Regions from separate parts of the Homo sapiens genome. Here region 2 is linked to region 1. A link is an interaction called in ENCODE POLR2A ChIA-PET data of the cell type or tissue named here. Cell type or tissue: Caco-2. All regions are shown on one strand. Each heading gives the region's core, and the rest is flanking DNA. Links, peaks and the distances in the headings are about the cores only. Region 1 overlaps SPATA3 (spermatogenesis associated 3). Region 2 overlaps ITM2C (integral membrane protein 2C).

Region 1 (2,902 bases), core at 117-2,616:
AAAATCACTTAATATTTTTCTTTAAATTTGCTTACTTTTTGGCTGGGAATAGTGGCTCAAACCTGTAATCCTAGACCTTTGGGAGGCCCAGGCAGGGGGATAACTTGAGCCTGGGAGTTTGAGACCAGCCTGGGTAACATACCAAGACCTTGTCTCTACAAAAAAAAAAAAAAAGAGAAAGAAGAAGAAAAAAAGATTAAAAAATTAGCCAGGCATGGTCGTACACACCTGTAATCCCAGCTATTTGGGAGGCTGAGGTGGAAGGATTGCATGAGCTCAGCAGTTGGAGGTTGCAATGAGCTATAATTGCACCACTGCACTCCAGCCTGGGTGACAGAACTCATGAGACCCTGTCTCAAGAAAAAAAAAAAAAAAAAAGGCCGGGTGTGGTGGCTCACGCCTGTAATCCCAGCAGTTTGGAAGGCCGAGGCAGGCAGATCACAAGGTCAGGAGATCAAGACCATCCTGGCCAACACGGTGAAACCCCGTCTCTACTAAAAATACAAAAAAAAATAGCCGGGCGTGGTGGCGGGCACCTGTAGTCCCAGCTACTCGGGAGGCTGAGGCAGGAGAATGGTGTGCACCCAAGAGGTGGAGGTTGCAGTGAGCCGAGATCGCACCATTGCACTCCAGCCTGGGCAACAACAGCGAAACTCTGTCTCAAAAAAAAAAAAGAAAGAAAGAAAAAGAAAAGAAAATTAGCTTACTTTTTAACTGGCCAGGGAAGAACTTTAGCCAATGAAAGCTGCCCGGGCACCTGTATGAGAGTCACTGTAGGGGAGGGCGATGGAGGTGCATCGTGGGGGTACATTAAGTCGTGCTGATCTTGTAGGCTCAGCTCTTAATCAACAGGCAGTTTGATGTCCTTCCCTGTCCAGAGAGTGAAGAACCATCTGACGACAGTGACATCTTTCCTTTTTGGGGAAAGATGCTTCTAGAATTTTCTTTCCTAAAGTTTGGTGAACCTCTCCCTTGGCATCTTCCTCAGCTGAAGGTGAGGCCCTAAAAGCAAAGGACTTCTTTCCCAGCCATTTTGGGCGTTGAATGTGGTCAAACCACTGCAGTGTAGCTTTTGGGGAGTGAGACTCCATCATAGCTGCAGGGGCCCCCGGGGAAGGCGCTGGCACCGATGAGCTGAGCAGGAGCCAAGCCTGGCCAGGCGCCTGGCAAAAGGCATTACAGCCTGAGGTGTGTGGCTGAAAGAAGGAGTGGGTGCAAGGAATGGAAGAAATTTGAATCCTAAATAATTTATTTCTCCACGGAAGGATCACAGCTGCTGAAGCCTCACCTGTGAGGCTGTGAAACTGGAAAGCCACCAGGATTCCAGGTCACACGGGGTATTGTCTAAGCTGATTGGCTCTGTCCTTGTTTTTCTTACAGATCCAGTTTCCATCAAAGGGACCTCTCTTGTCACCAAAATTTAAAAAAAGAAAAAAAAAACGAGTTCTGTTTCTTTAGCATGTTTTACTTAGAGACATAAAAGTTGGACTTGGCAAATGACTAGGAAGGGAGGTCTGGGGGCCCCAGTGACCTTTTGGGCCACAGGTCAAGCAGAACTGGTGCCTGTCATTCCTGTTCAGGGCCACAGACCCCCGGTGGAGCAGCTTTCTCTGCACACACTCACAGAACACAGTGTTTGCTTTAGATTTTCTCACTCTAAAGGAAGGGATTATAAAGCTTAACTCAATAGCTAACGTAGTTAGTCATCTGCACCTCTGTCCCAGGGTAATCCCAGTTACTGGGAATAGGAGGAATGTGCCGGTTCGCCTCCAGGCCTGCACCCCAGAGGACAGAGGCCCTGTGCCCAGGAACACTGTCTCTAGAAACAGCTTCTTTTAGGGTCACCTGTGATGGGGAGCAGCCTGCCATGCAGCCTTGTGTTTAGTGCTAGTGATGTGGCTACACCCAGCCAGTGCCTGGTGCGATTCTACCTCTAGCTCCTGAACAGGCGACTCGAAATCTTAGTTCAAGGTGATCCCAGCAAACACCAATAGGGGAGAGGAGTGTCAACGAGGGAAGGAGGCTGGGCCTGGTGGCTCATGCCTATAATTCCAAGACTTTGGGAGGCCAAGACAGGAGGATGGCTTAAGCCCAGGAGGTCAAGGCTGCAGTGAGCTATGATTGCACCGCTGCACTCCAGCCTGGACGACATAGCAAGACCCTGTCTCAAAAAATAAAAATAAAAAAAAGGAACCACCAAAGAAGGGAGGACAGCCAGTACTAGTGAGTCCTAATGCAGTGGCCATTGAGGGCAGCTGAAGCCTGATCCTGCTGGGGCGTCGTGGGATGGGAGAATGGAGAACACACACCACACAGCATAGTCATCCCACCTGACAGGGAGCTGAGGCATTTGTAACCTGTTGGTCTTGGAGAAAGGCTGCGAGGAGGGAGGTGGTTAATTCCTCCACACTTTTGTCCCCTTCTGGAGAGGAAGCCCCCAGGCAAAGAAGTGCAGATGCGAGGTTTAGGAGTCAGCCCGCATGCACTGGAACGGTGACAGCGGCATATGGTGTAGGGGTGGAGGGAGGACAATGCTGAATGCCTGTGAGGCATCCACAGACCCATGCCCAGGTGACCTCCTATGACTCTAAGAATTAGTTAGACCGGGACCCAGCAGGGCAGCCACTGGGAAGGCAGGGAGCTGGTTTACCCACAACAGCACTGGTGGGATTGGGCAGGATGGGCCAGGCTGGAGCCCATTCCCCACCCCTCAGTCCCAAGATTTCCTTTCTGAAACAGGTGTGGGAGTTGCGTGGGGTCGTGTTGTGGTCCTGTCCTGCAGGTCACAATGAAGGGACCTATAGACATGGTGGAAGGGACTGGGGACTCCATGGCTGCAGCTTCTGGACTGAAGACACTTCCTTTTTCTGGCATATTGAGGTCCCCCTTTGTTGTAAATGTT
Region 2 (2,902 bases), core at 297-2,796, 140 kb before region 1:
CAGCTAGGCTCTGTCTTGAACACATACAAGACACACACACTCGGTGGGTGCCCTGGCCTCTGTGGTCTGGAGCCTGGGAAAGAAAGCTGCTGAGGACCAGGAGAGATGTGGGGGAGGTGAGATGAGACTGCCTCCCCAACCCCCATCTTCCCTGTTCTCAGCCTGGGCCTCAGGAGTGCGTTTCTGGCTGCCGAACCCCTCCAGGCAGGCTGCAATCTGCAATCATCGTTAAATCGGCTTGCAGTTAATTTGGACATTGTTACTGGGGGATGGGGCCCGGGAGCGCTCCCTTCCAGCTGTGGGGGTCTGCCGAGTTAATGCTACAGTTGGCTGGTTTCCCCCTGACCATTTTGGCCCTGGCTTTGGTAAATCATTTAATGAGTGCCCCTGTGGGTCTCAGTTTAAGCCTGCAGGGAGAGGCCCAGGCCTCTCTCGGGTCCCTGGACTTCCGGCTCATGCGCCCTTCGCTCAGAGAGCTCTGTTGCCTTGGAAACAATATGCAATATTTTTCTACTATCTAAATGGGAGCCCCCCTCCTCAGATACCTCACTGTCAGTAACTGCTTCCTATGGGGAGCAACATTTTTCTGGGTCCCCAGCATGATAGGTGGTGCGGCTGGGGTCTCAGGAAGGTGGGCCATTCGGCCATCTTTCTAGTGAGCTGGGCACCAGGGATCCCAAGGGGCCAGGGCTCTGGGTTGAGCCCAGGCTCCCTGATGCCCCACTGTCCCCAGACAGGTGTAAATACCCCGAGATCACAGGCTGCTTTGAGGGCCAAAGGGACAGTGAGGGTTCCAGGGCTTTGGTGTTTGAGCCTTGGTGTTGATTGGGCACAGTAGGCAGAGGCAGCGCTGGGGCGGGATTTAGGAGTTCTGCCTCTGTGTGGGGCTTTATGGAGGAAATGCCTTCGCCTCCAAGCAGGGACATCTGCGCTTTCCTGTCTACTTTCTGGTAGCCTGTAATGCTGCCTTCTGCACTTCTGCTCATAATGGTGCCTCTGAGGGTTTGGCTCTGCAGGCTGGAGCGGAGCTGGGAGGGTGGCAGCGTGGCTGAGCCCGGGTGTGTGCTGGGGGACATCAGCAGGGCCATGAGAGAGAAGTGCCCACCCGCAGTCTAGGTAAGGTGGGGGATCCCCAGCCTTCACAGTGAGGGGTCTTGGCAGGAACCCCTGCCCTTCTCTGCCACACCTGCCACTGCTGCTCTTCAGCTGGGGCCGTGGAAGCCTCACCTTCTCCCTGCTCTGTCTTCTCTAACCTCCCTCGGTGGGGCCTCCGAGCCCAGCCCCTCCCCCAGGACAGGGAGACACGGGACCCAGCTCAAGTTCTGCAGACCAGCATTAAGGCGGAAAGGCGGAAAGGCGAGGCTGCCCTTTGCCATAAAGCTAGCAGGCCTCACCTTGTCGGTGAATTTGATTTGTGGAGCAGGCCCTCGGGCTCTCCCACGTAGCGCTTTGACTTTTTTTTTTTTCCCTTTTCTGTCTTTCTGGTTGTTAGCAATCTCACAAGCTAGTTTCCCTGGTTTTCCAGAATGCAGAAGCAAAAGTCTGGCCACAATGCAGCCTCAACAGCTGTCCACAGAGTCAGCCCTAAAAAGGAAAGGCTCGGCTGATAAAGATCTGCTATTTTTATCTAGCACTTGATCCTTTACAAAGGGCTTTTAGGTTCTTTGTCTCGTTTAATCCCAGCAAAACCCCTGTCACGCAGAGTCTGTCCACATTTTGCATGGGAGACCCGAGAAGGGGGAGGTTGCAGGGCCCCGCTGGGCCTGTAGCCCCACTTGACCCCTAAATACAATCTGAGCCCTGGTGTTTGTTGTGTCCCGAGGGCAGATTTCCCAGCTGCTGTAGGCAGCCTGGCCTGTGTCAGGGTCAGCCACCTTTCCTTAAGACCTGCTCAGGAGCGCCAGAGGGGCAGGAGGGCATCCCTGGTGCCTGGTTTGCAAGAGCTCCTGGGTGGTTCGATCCCTGGGAGATGCCAACGGAAGGTGTCACCCCCGTCTCTTGCTGCTCCCGGGAGTCCATTGGAAAACCAAAGCCATTTAGTCCCAACCCCCTGTGGCCAGCAGCTGTTCCTGAGGGCCCTGTGCACTGTGGCCATGCCCGTCACTTGCTGGTGACCTTGGTTAGTGCCCCTGGCTGCTGAGGAGATGACAGTGGGCAGGTGGTCCATATGATCACGGGACCCCTAAAGCAGGGCAAGGTGGGGAGAGGCCCCGGCCTCCTCATGGGCCAGGCAGTGCGGGCAGTGGTTTGACCTCCCACACCCACCCAGCAGGCTCCCTTGCGGGCAGACTTGAGTGTGAGGGTGCAGGACAGGCAGGGGCACCCCATGGTGAGGATGCTGGGGGCCTGCTGACCTGCTCACGCATGTCCGCAGTGAAGGGGGGGTCCTCCAGACATTTTCTGTCCTTTTCCTAAGCAGGGCGGGTCAGACCCTCAGCTCCCCAGGGCCCAGGCCCCACACTCCCCTGTGCTCTAAAAGGGTGGGAGGTGAAACCTGAGGAGCGAAGCAGGCGCCCCCAGGGCAGGACCCCTGTGCTGTGCTGAGAGATAGGGCCTGTCCTGAGTCACTTAGGCCTGAACCACCCCCCTCCAGGGGGAAGGGAGAAAGGAAATCTGTTCCCATCCCAGAACGCCTGGCCGGAAAGGGCCTGAGAGGTCACTTGGTCTGACCTGCTCATTTTGCAGATGGGGAAGCCGAGGCCCAGAAAGTGCTAAGCAGGCAGGTAGTGGCAGAGCCAGAATGAGAAGCTTCAGGCTCTGGGGCTGGATCCCCTCCTCTCCCCAATACTGCGGCAGTCCGCAGGGACTGACCTCTAACCTCACTCTTGGCCGTATGTGGACACCACGGAGGAAGGATTAAATGGTGAACATTGGAGGCAGAGACTGGCCCCGGGGCTTTTGC

What was found. Peaks named below come from ENCODE experiments on the same cell type or tissue, not always from the same donor. Only the 100,000 strongest peaks of a DNase experiment are listed, where the experiment ranks them.
Region 2: POLR2A ChIA-PET joins it to region 1 with 6 read pairs; 5 of 35 experiments call an interaction of 5 or more read pairs at or near these places.

Annotation. Positions count from the first base shown.
Region 1 is chr2:231,005,842-231,008,743 of GRCh38, forward strand. SPATA3 (spermatogenesis associated 3) reads left to right here. Exons shown (of 5, transcript NM_139073.5): 5 at 1,381-2,199. Among named protein-coding and RNA genes, the nearest start is that of SPATA3, 11 kb to the left of the region's middle. In Caco-2, for the core only: no CTCF peak of the experiment used is centred there; a DNase peak (open chromatin) is centred at 1,570.
Region 2 is chr2:230,869,415-230,872,316 of GRCh38, forward strand. All of the region lies in intron 1 of ITM2C (integral membrane protein 2C), which reads left to right. Among named protein-coding and RNA genes, the nearest start is that of ITM2C, 5.9 kb to the left of the region's middle. RefSeq lists enhancers at 136-793, 794-1,451. In Caco-2, for the core only: no CTCF peak of the experiment used is centred there; DNase peaks (open chromatin) are centred at 1,367 and 1,677.